Regions from separate parts of the Homo sapiens genome. Here region 1 is linked to region 2. Evidence: chromatin loops called from intact Hi-C (ENCODE). Cell type or tissue: heart left ventricle. All regions are shown on one strand. Each heading gives the region's core, and the rest is flanking DNA. Links, peaks and the distances in the headings are about the cores only. Region 1 overlaps PCYOX1L (prenylcysteine oxidase 1 like). Region 2 overlaps AFAP1L1 (actin filament associated protein 1 like 1).

Region 1 (8,318 bases), core at 1-8,000, 53 kb before region 2:
TCACCTTCCGCTCTGCTCTTTCTTCTGCTCCCTGCAGCATCAACCACGACCCCAGCCGTATCCCCGTGGACCTGCCGGAGGCACGGTGCCTGTGTCTGGGCTGTGTGAACCCCTTCACCATGCAGGAGGACCGCAGCATGGTGAGCGTGCCGGTGTTCAGCCAGGTTCCTGTGCGCCGCCGCCTCTGCCCGCCACCGCCCCGCACAGGGCCTTGCCGCCAGCGCGCAGTCATGGAGACCATCGCTGTGGGCTGCACCTGCATCTTCTGAATCACCTGGCCCAGAAGCCAGGCCAGCAGCCCGAGACCATCCTCCTTGCACCTTTGTGCCAAGAAAGGCCTATGAAAAGTAAACACTGACTTTTGAAAGCAAGACTTTGGGTTTGCTTTTTGTGGCTTCGAAGTCAAAACCAGGGTCAGGGTAGGAGGTTCCTGGGAGGTAGATTTCAGATTAATATAAAGGAGGATTTTTCATCACTCTGAGTTCTCCAATACTGAGGTGGCCTATTAGAAAATAATGTGTTCACCTCTACCACCTAGGGCCATCATGTGTTTCCTTTATTTGAGACAGGGTCTCACTCTGTCGCCCAGGGTGGAAGTGGCCCAGTCACAGCTTACTGCAGCATCAGCCTCCCCAGGCTCAAGTGATACTCGCACCTTAGCCACTCAAGTAGCTGGGATTACAGGTGTGTGCCACTACACCAAGCTAATTTTTGTATTTTTTGTAGATATGGGGTTTCACCATGTTGCCCAGGCTGATCTTCAACTCCTGGGCCTCTCTGCAGATCAGACTTCTGCCCACCTCGGCCTCCCAAAGTGTTGGGATTACAGGTGTGAGCCACCACACCCGGCCCATGTGTTTCCTTTAATCTGGGTTTATAAGTCTATATTTCAGCCATGTTAATGTAGCTTGGTTGCTATAAACCAATATAGGAGTTAACAAGAGTTAACTCTACCCACTTAAGGGTCACTGGAAACAAGCTCTTTTGAGGCGGGGAGCTCCCCATCTCTGAAAGTGTTAACTTAAAGCCAGGCTTCTCAAAGGTATTATGGAGCAGACCCCTGCTCTGGTTGGAGTAGATGATCTAAAAAGTCTTTTTCAGCTCTGAGATTCTCTGCAGATCAGACTTAGACCCAAAGAAAGGCCTCCAGGTTGCCAAAGAGCAGGTGCATCAGAGATAGTGCATCCCTGAAATTTTTATGTATGCACTTTTTCTGAGCTGAGGATTCCTGGTTTTGAACAGACACTCGTAAGTTGAGAAGTGTCAATGTAGATCATTCTTTCTTCCAGCCCTGTCCAAAAGGGGATCTTATTAGATGGTTTGCTGATATCAGTGATTCTCAAACTTTAGTGAGCATCAGAATCTCCTGGAGGGATTGTTAAAACAGCTTGCGGGGCCCCACATCTAGAGGTTCTGATTCAGGTGGAGGCTGATACTTTGCATTTTTTTGCAGTGTTTTTCTTGCATTTCTAATATATAAACAGTTGTTCCCAGGTGATGCTGGTGCTGCTGGTCTGGGCTCTGCACTTTGAGAACCACTGGCTTATATTAAGATACTTTGTTGATCAAAAATGGCAGTGTGTTGGCTTACTCCTATAACACCAGCACTTCGGGAAGCTGAGGCAGGCGGATTTCTTGAGCCTCAGGAATTTGAGACCAGGCTGAGAAACATGGCAAAACCTCATCTCTACAAACAAAATACAAAAAATAGCCCAGCATGGTGGCATGCGCCTGTAATCCCAGGTGTTAGAGAGGCTGAGGTGGAAGGATCACTTGAGCCTAGGGAGGTTAAGGCTGCAGTTAGCCATGACTGTGCCACTGCACTCCACCCTGGGTGACAGAGTGAGACTGTCAAAAAAAAAAAAAAAAAAAAAAAGCCAAAAACAGCAGTGTGGACTAATATATCCTAAAGCCCATGCTGACTCTTGATGCAAGAGTCCCCTGGATGCAACTCCCCACTTCCCATTTTGTCCCCTAGCAATTCAATCCTCCCCCTGGGCCCTCTAACCCCTGCAGCAAATCCCAAATCAGCTGTTCTAGGGTCTAAAAATACCTTCCCTCCCACAAGACAGCTGAGGGGCTAAGACTATATTCTGAGGGTAAGAATAGCTAGCACTTTAGAGTTAACTTTAATAAAAGGGCCAACCGCCCAGGACAGGAATATGTGGCTTGGCTGCTCTGACTTTAGTGCTTAAAGCAGCTTTAGCTCTGAATGTCTTAAGGGTCTAATTCATGAAAGGCCAGTGATTAGGTATGTGCCTGCCTGGGATGGTAAGTAACTTACCTTTTTTGGTATTGTTCTAGAGTGGATACTGGTTAAAATTACCCCAGGAAGCTTCGGCTGGGTTCCAGACACATGGAAAACAGACTTCCTGTGCCAGCGCATGCTGATCCCTTCAGCAGCCGCTTCTCCACCCTTGGGGCTGCTCTCCAGGTCTTAAGACTTCAGCCCCACATGAAGGGCCCACAGCTTCCAAGCCTTTTCTGTGGGGTGAGGGTGTGGGAAGAATTGAGCTGCAAGAGGGTTGCTTGTAGTCCTGGGAGACCCTAGGTGCTCTGGGGCATAGGGGCTGGTGGGGAAACCCCTCATTGTGGTAGGAGGGGGGTGTCTTACTTCTACCCAAGCATCAGGAGCCCCCAGATGCTCCATAAACACCAGCTAGTCTCATACGGATGATGCCTTCTCCTCTTTTTGGGCTTTAGATTCCTCATCCGTGAAACGAACAAATGGGATTTGGGGGCCTCTAGGGTCTTTTCCAGGCTTACCATTCTGTGACTTAGAAGCTTGGCCTTGGTGGCTGGGCTGACCACTGGCGTAGCTCCGAGTCCCAGCTGGCTCTTCCCAGGCTCCCAGTTTAAAGGCAGCAGCAGGGAGCTCAGGTCCTTTGGAGAGCTGGCTCTACACAGCACCCTGGAACTTCCTTTGGTCTGAGTCTAAGTGTGTTTCATGTTTGCCTCCTCTAGCGAGAAGCTTGCACTCCGTGGGACAGGGGCCTCATCCCTTGCTCAGCACTGCACCTCCAGCACCTGGCAGTGTCCAGAGCGGATAGGGGCGCCGTGTTTGGTGAATGAGTGCACAGACGCCTCTAGGGGGAGCCCAAGATCTGCCTCCTGCCTCCCTCTATTATGCCTTCATAGGTGGGTCAGAACAAAGAATTCCTTATCAACCTCCCGGGTCCCCCACTGCCAATCACCCACCTCCATTCTACCCTCTACAGCTGCCCCTTATCCCCCAAAGTCCTGAAATTTTGCTTGGGTCACCTGCTCCAGGAGGCAGAGTTCCCATGAAGGGTATTAAACGTCTACTACACTGCATCCAGGACTGAGGATGTGTGGCCCTTTACCTGTTTTGTTTGGCTGTCTTTGCAAATGCTCTCTTCTTCCAGGGCTCCGTGAACTGCTGGGGGCTTCTGTCCAGGCCTGAGAAGGTTGGGGTGAGCCCTGGGGCAAAGGCGTCCTGTTGGTTCTTATTTCTGGAATCTGTCCTTTCCTCCCTGCCTCCAAGGAATCAGGTTTGGGCTTGGGGAGGCAGGGATTGTGGGCATTTTGGCTGGCTTTAGTTCTGAGCTGTTTGGGCCTACCCAGGTAAAGAAGGTTTCTGAAGGACATAGCCAGTTCCAATGCAGTCATGCTTGGGCATGGAGCCAAAGCCCAGACAAGGACTGAGGATCAAATGTAACTGCCTTGGTTTGTGTCTTCTGTGCACAAATTCTCTGTAGGGATGCAAGGGAGGGGTGGTTATCAGGGATAAGTTTTGTATTGTCCAGTGCTGGGCCAATACCAATTATTAATTACACCATGACAGCGCATGCCATCTTCATTTCAAACAGACCATGAAAAGATGCCATTACACACTTCGAGTTCACTGGACTTGAGAGCCCCATTTGCATGTGGCTGACATTGTGGCTCTCTCTCCAATACCCTTTCCCCCTTTGACCTTGAAGTCTGGATGAGGCCACTTCTGCTCCAGGGATAGGACCTGACTGCTTTAAGCCAATCAGCTTAATCTCACACCCTCCCTGCCTGCATCATGGTTACTAGTCTCGTATCTGAATCCCAAGCCAATCAGCATGTGGCATTCCCTTGACCACAGGAATTGGTTCAGGGGTGGTCCAACTGGCCCAGAGTCCAAAATTTGGTTCAGTGCTTATGAGAGAAGACCTTCTCTTCCTGGGAGCTGTTGGCAGCCATCTTTGACTATGAGAGAAATCATGGAACTGTAAGACTGCACAGTGCTCTATGCCTGGACTTTAAAGCCATGATAACTAATAAAAACTTTTTATTGCTTAAGTCAATTTGAATTTGGTTTCCTACCACTTCATCAAAAGCCTTCTTACTTGGCTGGGGGCGGTGGCTCACATCTATAATCCCAGCACTTTGGGAGGCCAAGGCGGGTGGACCACCTGGGCTAGGAGTTTGAGACCAGCCCAGCCAACATGGCGAAACCCCATCTCTACAAAAAATACAAAAAACTAGCCAGGCATGGTGGCAGGTGCCTGTAATCCCGGCTACTTGGGAGGCTGAGGCACAAGAATTGCTTGAACCCAGGAGGCGAAGACTGCAGTGAGCCAAGATCATACCATTGCACTATGGCCTGGGCAACAAGAATGAAACTCTTAAAAAAAAAAAAAAAAGCCTTCTTACTGATGTGTCAGTTTCATAATTTCTATAGTTATCTATAAGTGCATGCTACTTGTACTTTCTTTCACTGCCATTACCATCACCCTGGCACAGTAAAAACCACCTCAGAGCCAGTTTGGGCCTCCACCAACTGGAAGGGTATTTTGCCCATGCATTTGGCAGTGTTGTTACTCTGGGCACCCAGGCCCTTTCCCTAAAGCCTGATTTAGCAAGGCTGGTAGGGCTTCGGCATCTGCATCTTTCTCAAGGCTCCCTCCCCTTCCCCAGAAGATACTAATGTAGTGGTTGGTCCCCGGGAACCTAAGACTTAGTTCTTCCATTACAGAAAAGAACAGGTCCAAAAGGAATGAAAAGGGCTTTTACTTTCTTTTTAAAACAAGTGATTTTTAAGGGTTTGTAGAAAAAGCAAAGAAAAGCATAATTCTCCTCTTACTTCAAGCTAGTGTCTGATGAGAAAGTACCAGGCTAACCTCTGAAGAATCCTACCCCAACACCTTCTTCTTTCTTCTGCTGGGATGAACATCTAGGGGTAAGATATGACTGCTCTCTACCATCTGGGGACTTCTCTTCTTTATATTGTTGCATTCCTCAATCTTTGCATAAGGAAGAGAATGGCTAATTCCTCTAGGTGCCAAGGAAGAGCTTCCCTCTTCCTACAGCCTCGCATGTTTCTTTTCCCACTGGTTGCCAGGAAGCTTGGAGATATGGTGACGACTATTCAGGCACACATCTCTTCCTTGGGTCCTACCACAGTCATCTCCTCCAATATGCAGTGATGTTGACAGGCTTGGAGATGGTGACTAGGGAGTTCTGAACTAGGTACTTCAAATCCATCAAGTCCACAGTAACCAGGAGCTATGATCATTTCTTAGGTTTTCTGATCTTCCCTTCTACTTTATTTGTAACCATCTGGTTGTAAATGTTTTCTTGTAGGTTGCCTCAATTGATTGTCCATTGTGGGAGTAGGTAGTGAAAAACAGTAATAAAATAAGACTCATAGTTCTCTGCCTTATATTCCCTCCCGTAGTCTTCTGGTTTCTAGCTAAGAAACCAAGTCTGAAGCACCTTGTGAAGATGAACTTTTTTCTTCTTAAAAAAAATAAATAAAACAAATATACTGGCTTGGATTTCCTTCTCTTTTCTTACTTTCCCCCTTAAAAAAAAGCAGCAGCCGCCGTGTGGACCCTTAATATAGGCAGACAGTAGGTCACCTGGAGATGCTTGATACATGAGGGGTCAGAAAGAAGCCTGGTGGGCGAGCATGGCTTATTCAGTCCTGGGCTGCTGTGGGATGATCCATCTTCAGTGGGGGATGAAAGTTCCCAGGCTCTCCCTAGAGCCCTCACAGTTCAGTCTTGACCTTGTGCATCAAATCTTTTTGATCAATCTTGTCTAGGTCCTGGTACCAGCGGTTGTAAGCCAGCAAGGCCACATTCTTGGCAGCCACGGCCATCACCTCCACGGAGCTGGCCGCCCACTCCAGGGCATTGAGGTAGAAGAGCTGGTCATGGAGTGCAAACCTCGGGAGCGTGGGGCGGGAGCCATAGAGGGGATGGGCCTGCCACTCAGCTGTCTGCACTGAGTAATAGGAACGGAACAGGGTCTTTAGCTGGGTCCGAAAGAGGGGCTTGGGGGACTGGACTCGCCAAACAGCTGCCTCCTGGGGCTGCTTTCGCCGGAAGCTGGCAGAGATGTTGACAGGGCAGATGTTGTCCAGAGTGCAGAAGAAGCTGGGGAAATCTGTGGTAAGGATGTTGGCAAAGGGGAAAAGCTTAGGGTCTGGGAAACCGAAGTAGGACGAGTTGAGGTAGCCGTGGACCAAGGAGACGACGGTGGGCTGGAAAGAGCCCTGCACGTCATCAATGGGCGGGTGGAAGCCTGCAAAGGTTAAGTTGCTGCTGCTGTTGTCCAGGTGCAGGGGGGTGGCGATGACCACGATGTCATAGAAGTCAGAGCTGTTGCCTACCTCATTCTCATACGCCACCTGGTACAGGGCTTTCCCCTCTGGAAAGAAAAGAGCACAAAAGTCAACTTTCCCTTGGCTTCTACCCACTGAACTCCCTACTGGGGTCCAGCATTGAGGTACAACGAGACCCTGGTGCTCAGGGTGCAGCAGGGCTGTCTAAATGGTGGGTCCTGGCCTCTCCATGCTGATGCGGCTGCAGAAGAAGCAAGGGGCATGGAGTCAGGAGACTCAGTTTCTGCTCTGCTTCCGCCGCTGGCCAGTTGGGGGAGCGTGGGCAAGGATGTCATTCAAAGTCCTCATCGGTCAACAGAAAAAGGCTGGGTCGATGGAAGTCTCAGCTTTCTGGCTGACATCTGAATTGGGGAAACAGCACCCTCTAGTGTCACCTGGCAGGGTTGGGGCTTCTCAATGCTTTTTCGGAAATACTCCCCAGGGGGATCACAGACCAGGGCTGAGGTACAAAGGAGGCAGAAGTGTCTGTCCACTGGCTGGGAATGGCATGCCTGCCCACTCCCGCCCTGTCTACTCACCTGTGCTGTGCAGGGTCACAGAGGTCACTGTGGCATGGATCACATTGGCCTTGGTGAGCTTCAGCAAACCGGAACAAACCAGCTTATTGCCTCCTTCCACAGACCACAGGCTGCCTTGGGCCCCGGCTAGTGACATGGCTCCTGGGCAAAGCGGGAAGTGGGTGCTGATAGGTTGTCAGGGCCGTGGGGCAGGAGGGCTGGGGAGTCCAGTACTATTCGACTGGGCCTCCCTGCCAGAGCAAAACTCTCCCAACCATGGGCATGGGGAGATGGCAAACATACAAGTAAGTACAACAAAGTGCACAATGCTATGGGGGGAAGACACTGTGCTCAACGAAAGAGCCAGCTCCCAGAGACCACATATTGTGAGGTCTATTTATGCAGAATGCCCAGACTAGGCAAATCCACAGAAACAGAAAGCAGATCTGTAGCTGCCCAGGGCTGGGAGGCCGGGGGGTGTTGGGGAGGTGAGGGCTAAAGGGCAAGGGGGTTTCTTTCTGGGGTGATAAAAATGTCCTAAAATTGATTGTGGTGATGGTTTTAGAACTCCGAATGTGCTAAAAACCACTGAATTGTGCAATTTAAATGGGCGAATTATATGGTATGTGAATTCTATATATCTCTACACAAAAATGCTATGAAGGAGACACACAAGATACTGAAAGAGTGAGCAAGGAACACTGAGGGGACACTGAGGCAGGGCCTGAAGGCTGCGAAGGAGCCAGCATGTGCAGAGCCAGATGAACAGTATCGAGGGTACGAGGGAGGTGCTTGTTATTGTAAACCTTTGCATTCATTTATTTAACAAAAATATACCCAGTGCCTAGTATGACTTAGGCACTGTTCTGTGTTTGCAATGTATCAGGGAACAATAGACAAGGATTCCTGCTCTTGTGAAGCCTACATTCTCCACTCCTGTGGTCTGTGCTAGCAGACAGTGAGCTACACACAGGCCCAGCCACTCCCGTGAAGAGCTGGGAAGAGGAGGTGCTCTCACAGTGGCTCAAAGGCCTCAACAGGGCAGTTCTTGAAACCAAAGTGTAGAGAGCAGAGCATTATCTCAGCTCTAACATTTACACACATGCAAGGGATTATGAAGCAATTGGGAGTGGTAGAAACACACTGGACCTGTGATCTGAGCCTTGCTTTCACTGTCTGTGAAGTGGGGTGATACTATCTCC
Region 2 (8,326 bases), core at 40-8,039:
CTGAAGAAAGACCATATGAACAGAAGGATGACTGGACAAATTTCTAGAAAAGAGAGTCCTAGAGGTGAAAACTCAGTGTGTCATGCAGCACTGTCCAAGACAGAGGTCCTGTCTGCAGACACATCTGTTGTCCTCGGCAGCTTAATTGCCTCTCTCTCCTGCTAACTGTGAGGCCTGACCCACCCACCAGCGTCTGATTGGAATGTGGCTCTCCTCTTGCTTTCTGAGGGAGGAGACAGCACAGGGCATGCTGCCAGGAGCATTCCAGGTCATGTGATGGCTACACAGGCCTCACTGTAAATCAGTAAGCTGGTATCTCCCTGGCTTAGCAAGCAAAACATGGAGACTGGCCTGGGAGCTGAAGCTCCCAGATCACAAAGTCACCAGGTGAAGGCTTGCGGGGTGGTCCCAGAGTCAGGACCTGCCCCAGACACCACGGAATCAGCAGGATAAGTTCACAGAGTGGTAAACAGGAGGAGGGCCCCAGCAACTTGCTCAAACCGGAGACGATGCCTCACCTTTTGGTAGTGTTTGGGAGTCTGCACAGCCCTTTCTTCCTCCCAACCTGGGTCTCTTTCCACCACACCACCCAGCCTCCTGTGCCAGGGATTCCTCATCCTGAGCCATGCTCTATGATAAGAAGGGGCTCCCCTTCTAGCTACTGCTGCTTAAATGAAAATGATCTTTCTGAGGCAGAAGGTAAAGGGAGCAGAAAGAGGGAGAGCTAATAAGTGGCCTTTGCCACATTCCTGGGCAGCCCCAAGGGACTGTACCTGCATCTTTTCATAAGGAACATCATCATAGACTCGGGGCTCAGGCCACTGATTCTGGCAGGATCTTGCATATCTAGAAAATAAAATGTACGATGACAATGACAATGACAATGATGCTTTGCAGCTTACAGTGCTTTCGTGTCCTCACTCTCATTGATTCTGGCAGAAACTCTTAAGGCAGATCAGAAGATTGGTAAAAGCAAGATGGCAGGCAGCATTGTGTCATGGGCTGTGTTAGGGCGTCACAGACAGGACCAATGTGATTCTCATAACAACCTGCAAGGCAGGTAATTCATCACCACCATTCTATGAGTCAGAAAACAGAGATCCGAGATGGCAAGCAACCAGTGCAAGCTTCCACTGCTGGTGGTGACTGAGCTGGGACTCGAACTTGGCTCTTCTAGTACCAAATGCCATATACTAGCCACGTGCCCATGCTCCAGTGTGTGAAAGCTTAAAGTCCCATGACATGAGGGCAGAGCCCAGGCCACTACTCCAAGGCTTCTCTACTTTTGCTCCTTCCATCCACAGCTTGCCTCTGACTCTGGGCTACTTCCTTCAGCCAGCTCCCCACTCTTTGCTGGAAGAGGAAGACACTCATTCCAGCTTACCAAGGAAGCGGAGCTTTCCTTAGCTCCTCCCTTCCCTCCCAGTGCCCAGGGCTGGACTCAGCCTCTGAGAGGGATGGAGACAGGAAAGGTCCTGGGCAGGTGTGGCCAGTGCAGCTGACACTTACAGGAAGGAGTTGCGCCCAGCACTGACGATGCTGGTTAAGGTCTCCACATCCACGTAGTCATAGTGCAGCGCCTCCGGAGTGACTCTGGAGCCCATCTCCACCAGCAGCAGCCCGAGCCAGCGACCCATGTCCTCTGAACAGCTTGCCTGAAGGACAGGAGGCAAAGATGGAGTTCATTTTCCTACTGTCAGGGCTCCTGGAGACCTGTTGACTTCAGCCAAACCCAGAAATATTTGTAAGTACTGACTACGTACCCGATACTCGGGTCAAAGAGGAATAAGATTATAGCACACATCCAGAAATCCAAGAGGCTCCCTTCTTCCATCTATTCAGGTTTCCAATCAAATGTCACCTCCTCAGGGAGGCCCTCCCTGATGACCTCTCTAAGACAGAGGCCTCCCTGCCCTCACTTTCCATTCTCAGAGCCTTCCCCAACCATTAGAATATAAAACCAACATTTGGGTGTTCTCTGAATTTTTTAAAAAATATTTACTTTTTATTAGAAGAGGCCATTTCTCATATAACTTAATCAAAATAGTTTCTTGTGTTATAGTTGCCAAATAAGTACAATACTGTGTATAGGAAAATCTCCAAGAAGTTGCCAGTCAGCTAAACACGGACTTATGTTAATTCTCATTTAAAGAGCATCTTATAAAATTAAATTAGCACACAAATGCTAAACTTGAATACATAAAGCACACTTTTTGCCAGAAACCTTCGTGTATAAGATAAATAAGAGACCTATCTCAAACTACCAAAAATAAAAGTGAGTTACGGAGGCGATATTTTTTGAAATTTAAGAACTGAGAGAGGCAGGGGGTCTTGGGCAGAAAACAAGACCAAGAGGTCAGATTCTAGGACAAGACTAAGAGACCACTGGCCCTCTGTGGACCCCTGGATAAAGCATGTGGCTGCCCTGGCCTCAGTTTCCTTATCTGTAATGGCAGAAGGTAGTTTTCTGTTTTCCTGTAGTGTTAACATTTTAAATTCTAAATTGCCAAAGGGTTGCCATGTGGAAGAGAGAGTCCACGTATTCTGCATGACCTCAGAGAGGAGGCTAGTGCCCGTGAGTAAGAAGGACAGTGAATCGGTGAAATGAAATCACACTTCATTCACTCATTTGTTCAACAAATATTTCTAGAGCCCATAGTATTCTAGTGCTGGACATCATGCTGAGTTCTGGAAAAACAAAAGTATGCAGAATAGGCCTAATTATTGCCTTCCTGGAGCTTAAAGATTTCAACTCAGTATGGGGAAAATCTTTCTAAAATTTGAATTGCTCAATGGGAGGGGCAGTGGACCTTCTCCTCCACCAGAGGAGGGTACTGGTGAAAAGTCTTAGAGGGGATTCCAGAATCTGAATGGTTAGACCAGACTAAATGCCTTTCAGGCTTGGGATTTTAAGGTAAGGGAGAAAAAACAAACCTTGGTTCTGGGGCTGCCAGATTTAGTGAATAAAAATACAGAATGTTTTGTTTAATTTGAATGTCAGATGAACAATGAATAATATTTTAGTATCAATAAAGCTCCAATGTTGCGTGGGACATGCCTATTTTATTATGAAAACATTTCAGGTAATGTTCGTGGCTTACCTGAAATTCAAATTAAGTGGGTGTCCTGTGTGTTGTCTTATAATCTACTTGGGTCACCTGACAGGAGTGAGGCTTGCTTTCCTTCCCCTTCAGTCCCCATGGTGTCAGTAGCAAGGGCTCCCCCAAACAAAAACATGACACTCAGGCCAGAGTCCCCAGACCAAGAGCCACCCACGTCCCACCCTCTCCTCTCACCTCCAAGATGGCCACCTCCTGCCGGTTGCGCAGGATCCTGAAGGCAAATGGGTGTCGGGGCCCAAAGCCCGGGGCCACCTCACAGCCTTGCAGGGCGATGGCGTTCACATGGGTTCGCAGGTCCATGTGATCCTTGTGGAAATACAGAGTGTTGCACTTCAGGCGGCACCAGCGTTCCTTCCAGCCCTGGTTCACCAGCACGTTCAGGTAGCCTGGAGGAGACAATGGTGTGAGGTTCCCATAGCCTGCCCTGGGACAGCATGGGGACGCAAGGCGGCTCCATGTGTCTGCTGGAAAGAAGGCCTCGGGGTCCTGGTCAGCTCTCTTTCCCCTGTGACCTCAGGGTGACCTTGGGTGTGCATTTCTCTGAGTTTGTTTCTTAGCTGTGAAACATGGACTGATAATGGCATTCCTACATCTCTGCACAGCCTTTGGGCCACACCAACCTTGATGAAAAGGGCAGGAACTACTGCATATGGTGTATAAAAAACACAACTCTTTTGCCTTTTCTCCCCAAATCAAAACTGTTACTGAAAGATGGAAAAGAATGGATGATGCTGACACCCAGTGGCAGCATGTGGGAACAAAAATGTCTCACCCACATAATCTTAAAATTGACCAAGGCACAGCTGCTGTGTAGCTAATGACCCACAGGTTTAGAATTCCCTCTTAATGTTTTAGATTTAAATTTGCCTATTTTTACCATAACGCACTCTGATTCACTAATTACAAAATATTTCTTTGTAGCCATATATTTATTTATGTATTTATTTTTTGAGACTGGGTCTCCCTCTGTCAGCCAGGCTGGAATACAGTGTCTCTATCACGGCTCACTGCAGCCTCAACCTCCTGGGCTCAAGTGTTCCTCCCACCTCAGCCTCCCAAGTAGCTGGGATTACAGGCATACACCACCATGCCTGGCTAATTTTTGTATTTTTGGTAGAGACAGAGTTTCACCATGTTACCCAGGCTGGACTCAAACTCCAGGGCTCAAGTGATCCTCCCTCCTCAGCCTCCCAAAGTGCTGGGATTACAGAGGTGAGCCTCTGTGCCTGGCCTTGCCATGTACTTTTATAATATTTTTTTCAGGGTTAGAATATTACTGCATATCCAAAATATACGATTTTTAAAAACTGGATTCCAGTACATGGAACGCTACATTTACATGAGCAAAATAATGTTTTCACCTTCAAATCACCTTTAATTCACATTGAATGCATTTTTAATAAAAAGTACCTAAATATTTTTCTCCAATAAATTTCCCTATAATATGGGTTGTTACTTATAAACCTGGCACGTTCTATGCTGGAAAATAAGATACCCCTGTCTTGTTATCGTGGAGGAAACTGAGAAACTGAGGCCCAGGGATGGGCAGTGATTTGGGCTACGGTCACAGGGAGCATAGAAATACAGTGGTCAGCTGGCTTTTCCTTTCGTTGAGTGTCAGGGCCTCTGGGAAGGAAAGTGATGGGAAGGCCTAGAGTGTTAATGGAGTGGGGCTTAGCCTCCCAGTAGGCTTGGATTCCCTCCCCTGCCCTGGGGGTGAGGTGGACGAGGCATGAGGTCTCCTGGCCTCAGCCCCCAAAGCCCGCGCACACAGGACCTGAGCACCCTTCCTCCCCGTGCCCTGGACCCACCACAGCAGGGAACCTCCTCCTCGGTGGAGGACGTCTGCAGGTCATCGGCCAGTGTCTTCTTCTTGGAGAAGCCAATGATACGGGTGATCTTGCGGCCCGCAGCCCTGCTCATTGAGCCCTTCAGTTCTGCCAGGCTGCTCTTCTTCCCTTTGCCTGTTGGGGAAATGGGTCAGGGGAGTGGAGGGAGCCCTGAGTCCCACCCATCCTTAGTCTTCCTTGTGGCCTTTTCAGCCTGCATACAGGATGGGCCTGCAGCTCCAGGGATGGCAGGCCAGGTCACCTTACCCAGGTCTACAGAATGGTCAGAACCTGCTCTGCCGCTGTGTGCCCATGGGCAAGGCCCGGCCCAGTTCCAGCATTCCCCAGCCTGAGCCCCCAGAGGCTCCTACCGTGATCACAGGTCTCCCGGCGGCCAAGGGTAGAACAGTTGTCACCCACACCCACGCTGTCAGAATCTGAGGTCTGCTTCTCTTGGGACAGCCTCTGAGGAGGGACACAGGCAGTCCCTCATCAGAGGGCACATTCAGAAGTACCCAAATTTCCCTTTATTGGTTCAATCTCCCTCCAACTCCCCCAGCACATGATAATTAGCTAACAAATGTTTGTCAGCAACTATCCTGTGCCTCATACCATACCAGGTATTGAAAAGACAACCATGACTTAGATATGGTTGTGTCTTTGGGCAATTCACAGTCCATTTGGGGAGGGAGGCAATTAATTATAACACTTTGAAATGAATGTCTTAGGAATTTGGACTGTATTTGGCAGGTGACAGGGAGCTGGGAAAGTATTTAAGTGGAACACTCATGTAATCCAAATTGGTTTAGGAAGTTACTTCCAGTGGCATTGTGGGGACAGACAAAAGCAGACAAGACTGGAAGCAGAAGAGCCACTTAAAAGAATGTCATCCTGGTCATGATGAGACTCGACAAGAGCATGAACCAAGATGACAGTGAGGATGGAGAAAAAGAGATGAGCTGGCAGACATTTTCAAAACAGTCATGGCGGGACCTGGTGACCAGCAGGAGTCCATTATGATCCTAACTCGGAGGAGAGGATGGGAAGGGGACACACACCCACACACCCACACACAACATGTCAACAATTTCATTGCCAGCCCAAATTAGTTTTACTCATGACACCAACTCTAGACCATTCATCGATTCATTCATACAAGGTCCATTAAGTGTCTATTAGGTACCACGGGATGTAGAGTGGAAGCAATGATGACTCTCTTACCACTTATTAGCTGTGGGAATGTGGGAAAGTCCTTCTGTCTCCCCAAGGCTGGGTTTTTTCACTTGAATTCCACCCACTTCAGAGGGCTGCTGTGACGGAGCCAGCTCAAGTGAAGGCCCATGGACTGTATCATTTCTAACACCTGTGTGATGTGCTGCCATCTTTCTTCAAGAAGCTGAACTGTGCCAGCCACACTTGGGCCAGGATTAAATGACATCCACCCACTTAAGAAGGTGGAATTACAGAGCTCTGAGGCCCCAAAGCCTTTCCTGCCAAGATCCTCTCAAACCAGGCTCAGCTTATGCTTCACCATAAGCATAGCACCGGGGGACGGAGAGGACAGGAGATCATGTGCACCTCTCAGTTTCCAAAGGGCTGGAAACATGACAGCTGTCAGAAAGGGGACAGAACTGTCAAGAATAAAGAATCACCTCTTCAAATGGTGAAACAGAAGTTATGGCTCTATGTGTTCTGCAATGGTGTACAGATGGTAAGTTTTTCATCAGATAGAGCAAATACAAAGAGGTAATATGAGCACTTTGGAAAGAACTCGATGGTGACACTGCAATCACATGATTCTATGGAGAACAGACCCACCAATATCACATCCTCACCCTCACTCTCCACCCAAAATACCACCCCCAACATTCTAGTTACCCTCCCTGTGGATGCTCAGCCACAGGAAAGCTCAACTCTGCAAGCTTGCTTCTTCTTCCCCTCTACACATCTTTCAAACTGCACCTCAGCATGTGCTGGCAAGTGCGTGCACACACACACACTCACACACACTGACACTGTCAACGCTGCTTTCCCTCCGGCCTCACCAATGGCAAAGGCTAAGTGAGGATAGGGTTGAGCTTCTCCTCCTGCATCCACCTGGGCACATGAGTACCCATCTTCCACTCCTGGTGACTCTGCCTCATCCCATACCTTTGCTTCTGTTCCCTCCCCTTGGCCCACCTCTGCCTCAGTGAAATCTTGCCTATGCCTTAAGGCTCAACATAGGTGCCCGTCTTCCCTCATCCTTCTTGCCCCTCCAGCCAGCGTGGGCCCCTGTTCCACTCACTGTAGCTTTCTGGGATACTCTAATAGGCTGGTGGGCTCTCCTTTCTCTCTGAGCTTAGCCATACTGGCCGTTTTCAGTTCCATGCTTCTTCCTGCTCCTGCACCTTTTCCCTCTGCTTACAATGCCTTTTCCTTCCTCTTCCCTGCTAATTTTTCATCTTCATCTGAAATGTCACTTCCTCAGAGAAGCCTTCCTGGGGTGCTGAGGCAGAGGCAGGGGCCCAGGGTACCTGGTACTTTTCCCTTCTAGCACTTACACAGCTTGGCATTTATAAGTCCGTGTGACTATTTGATTCATGTCTGCTTCTTACTGAGCTGGAAATGCTGTGAGGGCAGGGCTTGCACCTGTTTGTGTTTGGACTGCATTTCAGTGGCTAGCACAGTTCCTGGGGTGCCCCGGATATGTGTCAAGCAGGTGCTCAGGATCCTGGCCTTGAGAGGAGGGGCAGCATGGTCATCAAGAACTAGACTGTCTGGGTTCAAATCCTGGCTACGGTTCTTATTTACTATGTGACCTTGGGCAAATCTGTGTCTCAGCTTTCTCCTCTGAAAATGTACCTACCCAAAGAGTTGTTATGAAAATCACCTCAGTTAATACACATAAAGCATTTAGTACACTGCAGGGCATGCAGTCACAGTCTATAAATACTAGCCTCGATTACATCGTGCAAGGCCCATGTCTGTGGGTCTTAACCCTTCCCCTTGACTGTAATCTCCTTAAGGGGAGGACTTGGGTCTGAGGCCCTTTGTTACCCACAATACCTGGCAATGTGTAGGTACTGGGACATATTTGCTAACAGCCTGACCAACTGGCTAATGACTGCTTCTCTCATGTTCCAAACAGGCACGCTCCTTCTCTTTTTTTTTTTTTTTTAAATGAAGCTTTGCTCTTTTTGCCCAGGCTGGAGTGCAATGGCACAATCTCGGCTCACCACAACCTCTGCCTCCCGGTTCAAGCAATTCTCCTCCCTCAGCCTCCTGAGTAGCTGGGATTACAGGCATGTGCCACCATGCCTGGCTAATTTTTGTATTTTCAATAGAGATGGGGTTTCTCCATGTTGGTCAGGCTGGTCTCGAACTCCTGAACTC

Evidence for each region. Peaks named below come from ENCODE experiments on the same cell type or tissue, not always from the same donor. Only the 100,000 strongest peaks of a DNase experiment are listed, where the experiment ranks them.
Region 1: a loop joins it to region 2, with 4 times the contacts of the local background. A loop is called at or near these places in 69 of 110 quality-filtered maps.

The regions. Positions count from the first base shown.
Region 1 is chr5:149,366,320-149,374,637 of GRCh38, reverse strand. It overlaps PCYOX1L (prenylcysteine oxidase 1 like), which reads right to left. Exons shown (of 6, transcript NM_024028.4): 5 at 7,138-7,278; 6 at 4,985-6,645. The coding sequence ends at 5,984. It overlaps IL17B (interleukin 17B), which reads left to right. Exons shown (of 3, transcript NM_014443.3): 3 at 38-371. The coding sequence ends at 269. Among named protein-coding and RNA genes, the nearest start is that of IL17B, 8.8 kb to the left of the region's middle. RefSeq lists silencers at 3,024-3,173, 8,038-8,318 and enhancers at 6,056-6,919, 7,076-7,155, 7,246-7,295, 6,920-7,784. In heart left ventricle, for the core only: CTCF peaks have their summits at 2,888, 3,088 (motif pointing right), 6,793 and 6,993 (motif pointing left); a DNase peak (open chromatin) is centred at 3,057.
Region 2 is chr5:149,312,911-149,321,236 of GRCh38, reverse strand. AFAP1L1 (actin filament associated protein 1 like 1) reads right to left here. Exons shown (of 19, transcript NM_152406.4): 10 at 5,323-5,416; 11 at 4,934-5,086; 12 at 3,297-3,508; 13 at 1,510-1,655; 14 at 774-846. Among named protein-coding and RNA genes, the nearest start is that of GRPEL2, 28 kb to the left of the region's middle. RefSeq lists enhancers at 2,913-3,465, 3,466-4,020. In heart left ventricle, for the core only: CTCF peaks have their summits at 3,867 (motif pointing left) and 6,354; DNase peaks (open chromatin) are centred at 236 and 1,523; H3K27ac peaks cover 3,163 bases.